Regions from separate parts of the Homo sapiens genome. Here region 2 is linked to region 1. The links are chromatin contacts, found by Hi-C in ENCODE. All regions are on one chromosome and are shown on one strand. The core of a region is the stretch at or near the end of the contact, and the rest is flanking DNA. Distances in the headings are between cores, read along the strand shown.

Region 1 (2,971 bases), core at 19-2,518:
GTGGCCCAGGGAAGGAGCAGTTCCCCAGTGTGTGGAATTGGGGACCTTTCCCCCTCCAAAGAGTTCAGTCAGGGTCGCCAAGTGTTCTTCTATGCAGAGGGGAGAGGCTGCACAGCTAAGAGTCTCACAGACCCAGGTCCAAACCCAGGGCTGCCACCAGCAGGGTCAGGTCACCATCCCCTCCGACAAGCACACTCGAGTCTGGTTCTCCATCTGTAGCACACGTGTGATACCTCCTTATGGAGGCTGTCATGAGGCCAAATGGGATGATGCATATTAGGCTGTTGTACAACATTAATGACCACTCCTTCCTCATCTGGCACCTAGACTGAGGTGGGCTGACACCACTTCGTGTGCCAGGCCAGGTTGCCCCCAGTTTGGTGCTCAGAAAAGAGTAGTGGCCTCGGCCGGGCTCGGTGGCTCACGCCTGTAACCTCAGCACTTTGGGCGGCCAAGGTGGGTGGATCACGAGGTCAGGAGATCGAGATCATCCCGGCTAACACAGTCTCTGTTAAAAAATACAAAAAATAAGCCGGGCTTGGTGGCGGGCGCCTGTAGTCCCAGCTACTCTGGAGGCTGAGGCAGGAGAATGGCGTGAACCCGGGAGGCGGAGCTTGCAGTGAGCTGAGATCGCGCCACTGCCCTCCAGCCTGGGCGACAGGGCGAGACTCCGTCTCAAAAAAAAAAAAAAAAAAAAAAAAAAGAAAGAAAAAGAGTAGCGGCTTCAAGTCCCACAGGGAGGAATGGTCCTAGCGGGTCCGAGTATCACTAAGAGCCCACAAAAGCAGGGAAAGGCGGCGGCAGGCTTAGAGCTGCAAACTCCCGGGGCGCCGCTCATGAGGCCCGCTCTGTGCCACCAGGGGACGCCATGTGCACAGCCTGTGCTGGGCCCTGACTGCGGCTCAGGCCGCGCCCGCCCCTGCCCTCGGCGAGCGGCTCAGATTCAGCTGGGGGGCGGGGACGCGTTTCTGTCCTCTGCCAGCTCTGGCAAGGCTCCGTGTTGGAGCCCCCTCAGGAGACCACTTCGCCGTCCAACAGACCTCCCCGCCACCGAGGGGCCCGGATGGCAGCCTGTGGCTTCATGACTTCGTGGGACACCCACCTGCTCTGCCCAGAATGGACGGAGCTCTTTCCCTGCTCCATCACAGGAACAAGGCAGCCCTGGAGCCCTGTCCCTCACTCATGCTGTTCTCTCTGATGACAGCCCAAAAGTCAGCCTCCCGGCTCCTGCCTGTTCCCAGCCCTTCCCGATGCCACTCTTGTCCTTCCTTACAAATTAAGCCAGGGAGCGGGCAGGCAGCCAGGGGCAGGCGGCCAGGCCTCCAGCCACCCCAACTCCCTCGGGGCTCTTGGAGCGTCCCGCCTGTGCGGTCACTGTGGTCTCTCCCCTTGACATGCAGCTAAGTGCTCCCGCCAGGGAAAAGATGTCCATTCTCTCTCCTTGGCTAGGAAGTAAGCCACCTCCAGGGAGTCAGCCTGGGCTGCCCTCGGAACCCCTATCTCAGGTCTCCAAAAGCTCGGGTCATCTCCAGAGTTCTAAAAGTTTCTTCTCTCCTTGAGGGCAAAGAATGCTTTTATTTTAAAAAGTGGCAAACAAATATAAATGCTCCTTGACTTAGGATGGGGTTACATACCAATAAACCCATAGTAAGTTGAAAATATCCTAAGCGAAAACGCATTGAATACACCTCACCTACTGAATAGCCTACCTTAAACATGCTCAGAACACCTACATTAGCCTACAGTTAGGCAAGATTATATAAGCCAAAACCTGTTTTATAATAATGTTGAACATCAGTGTAACTTACTGAATACTGTATGAAAGTGAAACAGAATTGTTGTGTGGGTACTCGAAGTAGTTTCTACTAAATGCATATCGCTTTCACACCACTGTAAAGCTGAAAAATTGTAAGTTGCACCATCATAAGTTAGGGATTTTCTGTAATCAGAAGTGATCTTAAAGGTCTTTCCTTTGGGAAGGTATTCTGATGTTCTGGTTCTGTCATTTCCAATATTCCTGGGTTTGAACCACTTAACTGGTCCACTGAGCATACCAATCTGTATGAAGGGGAGGGCCACAGGCCAGTAAAGCCTCACTATCTCTGGCCCTCAAGGACTCCCAGAACCTCACCTCACCCTATCTCCTGCCGTGACTCACCCCTGTTACCAGGACACACCACCAGCACTCATGGACCTCAGGCCCACCCTGCCTGCTCCCATCTATGCATGAGAACGAACAGCTCTCACCCCTGCTTGTCTAGATCCTATTTATCCTTCAAGACTCCATTCCAATGCCACCTGCTTCAGAAGCCTTCCCAGATTCTCTCTCCCCACCCCCCCAAAAAAAAGGGGGGCTGGGTGCGGTGGCTCACGCCTGTAATCCCAGCACTTTGGTAGGCTGAGGCAGGTGGATCACAAGGTCAGGAGTTCGAGACCAGCCTGCCCAATATGGTGAAACCCCGTCTCTACTAAAAATACAAAAGTTAGCCGGGCGTGGTGGTACTCACCTGTAGTTCCGGCTACTCAGGAGGCTGAGGCATAAGTATCGCTTAAACCTGGGAGGCAGAGATCGCAATGAGCCGAGATCATGCCACTGCACTCCAGCCAGGGTGACAGAGTGAGACTCCGTCTCAAAAAAAAAAAAAAAAAAAAAAAGAGAAAGAAATATCTTCCTGCTCTGAGATCACTGAAAACTTTCCTTTACAGCAATAGCCATGAATGCATGTTGTCTTCCTAACCAGACTGTTCCTTCTAAGCACGGGAACAATGACTTCCTCATCTCTGTATTCTCTGAAATATGACCAGCCTGGGGCCTGACATGGCAGGTCCTCAATAAATGTTCACTGAAGCCAGGCCTGCTGGCACACGCCTGTAGTCCCAGCTACTTGGGAGGCTGAGGCAGGAAGACAGGTTGAGCCCAAGAGCTGGAGGCTACAGTAAGCTATGATCGCACCACTCCCCTGCAGCCTGG
Region 2 (3,143 bases), core at 266-2,765, 370 kb before region 1:
ATATATTTTTTCTCTTACCAACAAAAGAAAAGGAAAAAAAAAGCCCTCTGAATTTGTAGGAATCCTCTGACTTGGTCTAAATGCCACTAACATAAGTGCTATGTGGATACAAAGGAAGTAACTGAGGAATATTCCTCGGGAAAAGTTGGCTTAGAAGGTTCCTGGGTCCCTGCTGGTGTCAGGATCAGTTCAGCCCTCTTTGGGGTCCTACACTCAGATATATTCATTCTCTCCTCTGTGTCTGTCTGTTGCTCTAGTGCCTGATGTACATGTTAATTTATTTGTATTGGGTCTCACAAACTCGATTAAAAAAAAAAATCCAAAACCTGAAAATTGTTCTTGGTAATTTGACTAGACAGGAGGAGACTAAGCAGGTGCTTTGTAATCTATGTAAAATGTGAGTGCCAAAGTTCAGAGAGGTCAGTCCACCTAGGGAGAAGTAGTTGTTATGGTAGATTCATGGGATCCATGTGGGTCAGGGGAAAATCAAGATGGAGCAGGTGGCCGGGTGTTGTGGCTCAAGCCTGTAATCCCAGAACTTTGGGAGGCCGAGGCAGGATCGCTTGAGCCCAGGAATTTGAGACAACAGTCTGGGCAACAAAGCAAGACCTCGTCCCCTCAAGTCCCCCAAAAAAATTAAAAAGAAAAGATGGAGCACTAGGCTTGGCACAAAGCCATGATGGTAACATGGTGACAACAGCAGTGGTGATACTCACAGCTGCCATTTATCTAGCATTTATTATGTGCCAGGGTTGGTTGTAAATGGCAGTAAAAGGCAGAGCCAGAAATCTACAGGTTCCAAGGAATGATATACACCCAGTTTCTAGCAGTCTTCCTTTTCTTCTTTCCCAAATGAGGGAAAATGATGACCTCTATCTTTGCCTTATGTGTTAGCTGTATACGACTCTGATAACAACAACAATAATAATAATAATAATGGTAGTGATAATAAAGTAGTATAAAATGAAAGTAATAATGTAAACATGCCCCCATATACTGCCTAATTATAGTAATATATAATTATATAGTAATATGTACTTGTAATATAACTAATATCTACAGTAGATAATTACCCTCTGTAGATATTTAACAAATCTTCATCTGTTGCAAGTCATTCAACAAGTATTTATTGAGTGCTAGTAAATACATGATTTTCTGCTATCTGAGATCAAGCGATAAACAGTCACAGTCCCTGCCCTTATGTATTTTTGTTGTTTTGTTGCTGTTTTTCCATAAGGAGAGGTATTATGTTTTGTGTATAGAGCGGTTCAGACAATCATAATGCTTGATTCCAAATCAGAAGACCCAGATGCTAGTTTTTGGTTTGATAGCCAGTCACTTTAATTTCTTAGTGTCATCTACACTACATCATGAACAAATAAGGTGTTAGACTAGATTTTTACGAGCTCTGCCAGCTGTAACATTTCATTATTTGGTTTAGAGTCTGTGACATCCAGTGTTGGGAGGGCAATTTGGCTGACTGGATATAAAAGGGCAGCCTTTAGTTTTGCCTACAACCTCACCATTATTTGGTCTATCAAGTCTTTTTCATCTTGTTTAATGGTAGTCAAATCTTCAGAAACCTGGCTTTTTATATCTAAACTAATATAAAAATGATAATGGTAAGAAATCTAATTTAGTTATCTTTTTTTTTTCTGGAAAAGGAAACCATCAACAACAACAACACACACACACACACACACACACACACACACACACACCACATGATTGCTTGCTTGCTTAGGGAGGAATCAGAGCTTCAAAAGTGAGCTGATTCCAGCCACCAGCTGTCATCATATGAGGAGCTCTTGTGAGTTGATCGCCCATGAAAGAGGTAAGTTATCCTTTCTCTTCACTAATCTACATCTGTAGTATATTCAATACTTACCCATCCTTTATCCTTTACCGTGTGGTTTTCCATGGCTTCATGAAATGCTTTAGCCAGACAGGTCAAGGTTTAAAGGTGGTTTTCTTTGTTTTGTTTCATTTCGTTTGCAATGAAAGTTAATTGCTAATTGAAAGTTAATTGATTTTTCTAGGAATGAGCCTCTAAACATGGCCACAGCTCAGTGATACTGACCAACCAGACATACCTTTGCTGGACCTATGCAAACATGAAACAGGTAAAGAGAAGTGAGTATGTGGCATTCATCAGAGAAATAAGACCAATGCGAATTTTGTAAGCAGTATACAGGCCTGTCGAACATGATTACTTGGAAAATTACTAACTAAACCTTTTTTTAGCCTTTTCACATTCAGTTAAGATTTCATGAAGAGTTGTAAGAGAAAAGCTTTTCCAGACCCAGCCATGAGTACTCTGCTTTACTCAGAAGAACCACAAACTTTGAACAGCTTGATAATCCAGCATTTCTGAAACTTTTCTTTGCATGTGTGTCACTGAGGTATCTTATTAAAGCACATATTCTAATTCTTTGGTCTGAGATGGGGACTAAGATTCTGCATTTCTAACAACTTCCAAGTGATGCTAATGTGTTCCTGATGCTGGGACCCTATTTTAAGTAGCAAAGGTCTTGTTGGAATCAACCCAACCAATGGAAGGCAAACAATCACAATTCTTGACTGTGAGTTTTGGACAATGATTGTCTATGTTCAGATGGAATTTTATGAAGCTAAACGTTACCTTTGGCCTGTATAGTGAGTATACTACAACTCAAGTGGAGGGGTGTGTGTTCATATTTTCTCTCAAAAACAAAGCTGAAAAGCCAATGGGCACATGGGCAGCAAGGAGAAGGATGCTAGAATAAAATCTTATTGCAAAAAGGTGGAGATCAATAATCTGCAGCTATTTCTTTTTCTTTCTTTCTTTTTTTTTTCTGAGACAAGGTTTCACTCTGTCACCTAGCCTGGAGTGCACTGGCGCAATCATCACTCACCACAGCCTCGAACTCCTGGGCTCAAGTGATCCTCTTACCTCACCCTCCCAAGTATCTGGACTACAGGCTTCATGAAATACTTTAGCCAGACAGGTCAGGGTTTAAAGGTGCGCCACTACAGGCAAGCACCACTATACCCAGCTAATTTTTAAAATTTTTTTTAAAGAGACACAGGTCTCACTTTGTGCCCAGGCTGGTCTCAAACTCCTGGCCTCAAGCAATCCTCCTACCTCGGCCTCCCAAAGTGCT

Evidence for each region. A loop is a pair of places that touch in the nucleus more often than their neighbours do. Pooled maps may share reads with other maps.
Region 2: a loop to region 1 is called in a map of K562, with 2.8 times the contacts of the local background. The contact joins the promoter of LINC02722 here to the enhancer-like site in region 1. A Hi-C loop is called at or near these places in 3 of 168 maps with a recorded cell type or tissue (CD8-positive, alpha-beta T cell, K562 and naive thymus-derived CD4-positive, alpha-beta T cell) and 8 of 50 pooled maps.

What each region holds. Positions count from the first base shown.
Region 1 is chr11:34,173,648-34,176,618 of GRCh38, forward strand. The region is part of intron 3 of ABTB2 (ankyrin repeat and BTB domain containing 2); the gene reads right to left. Among named protein-coding and RNA genes, the nearest start is that of NAT10, 70 kb to the left of the region's middle. RefSeq lists enhancers at 1-858, 859-1,779. Within about 2 kb of position 1,269, at least 7 of the 41 ENCODE cell types and tissues checked have a DNase peak (open chromatin) inside an H3K27ac peak, as active enhancers do.
Region 2 is chr11:33,803,253-33,806,395 of GRCh38, forward strand. LINC02722 (long intergenic non-protein coding RNA 2722) reads left to right here and starts at 1,516. Exons shown (of 3, transcript NR_187444.1): 1 at 1,516-1,622; 2 at 1,745-1,834; 3 at 2,040-2,428.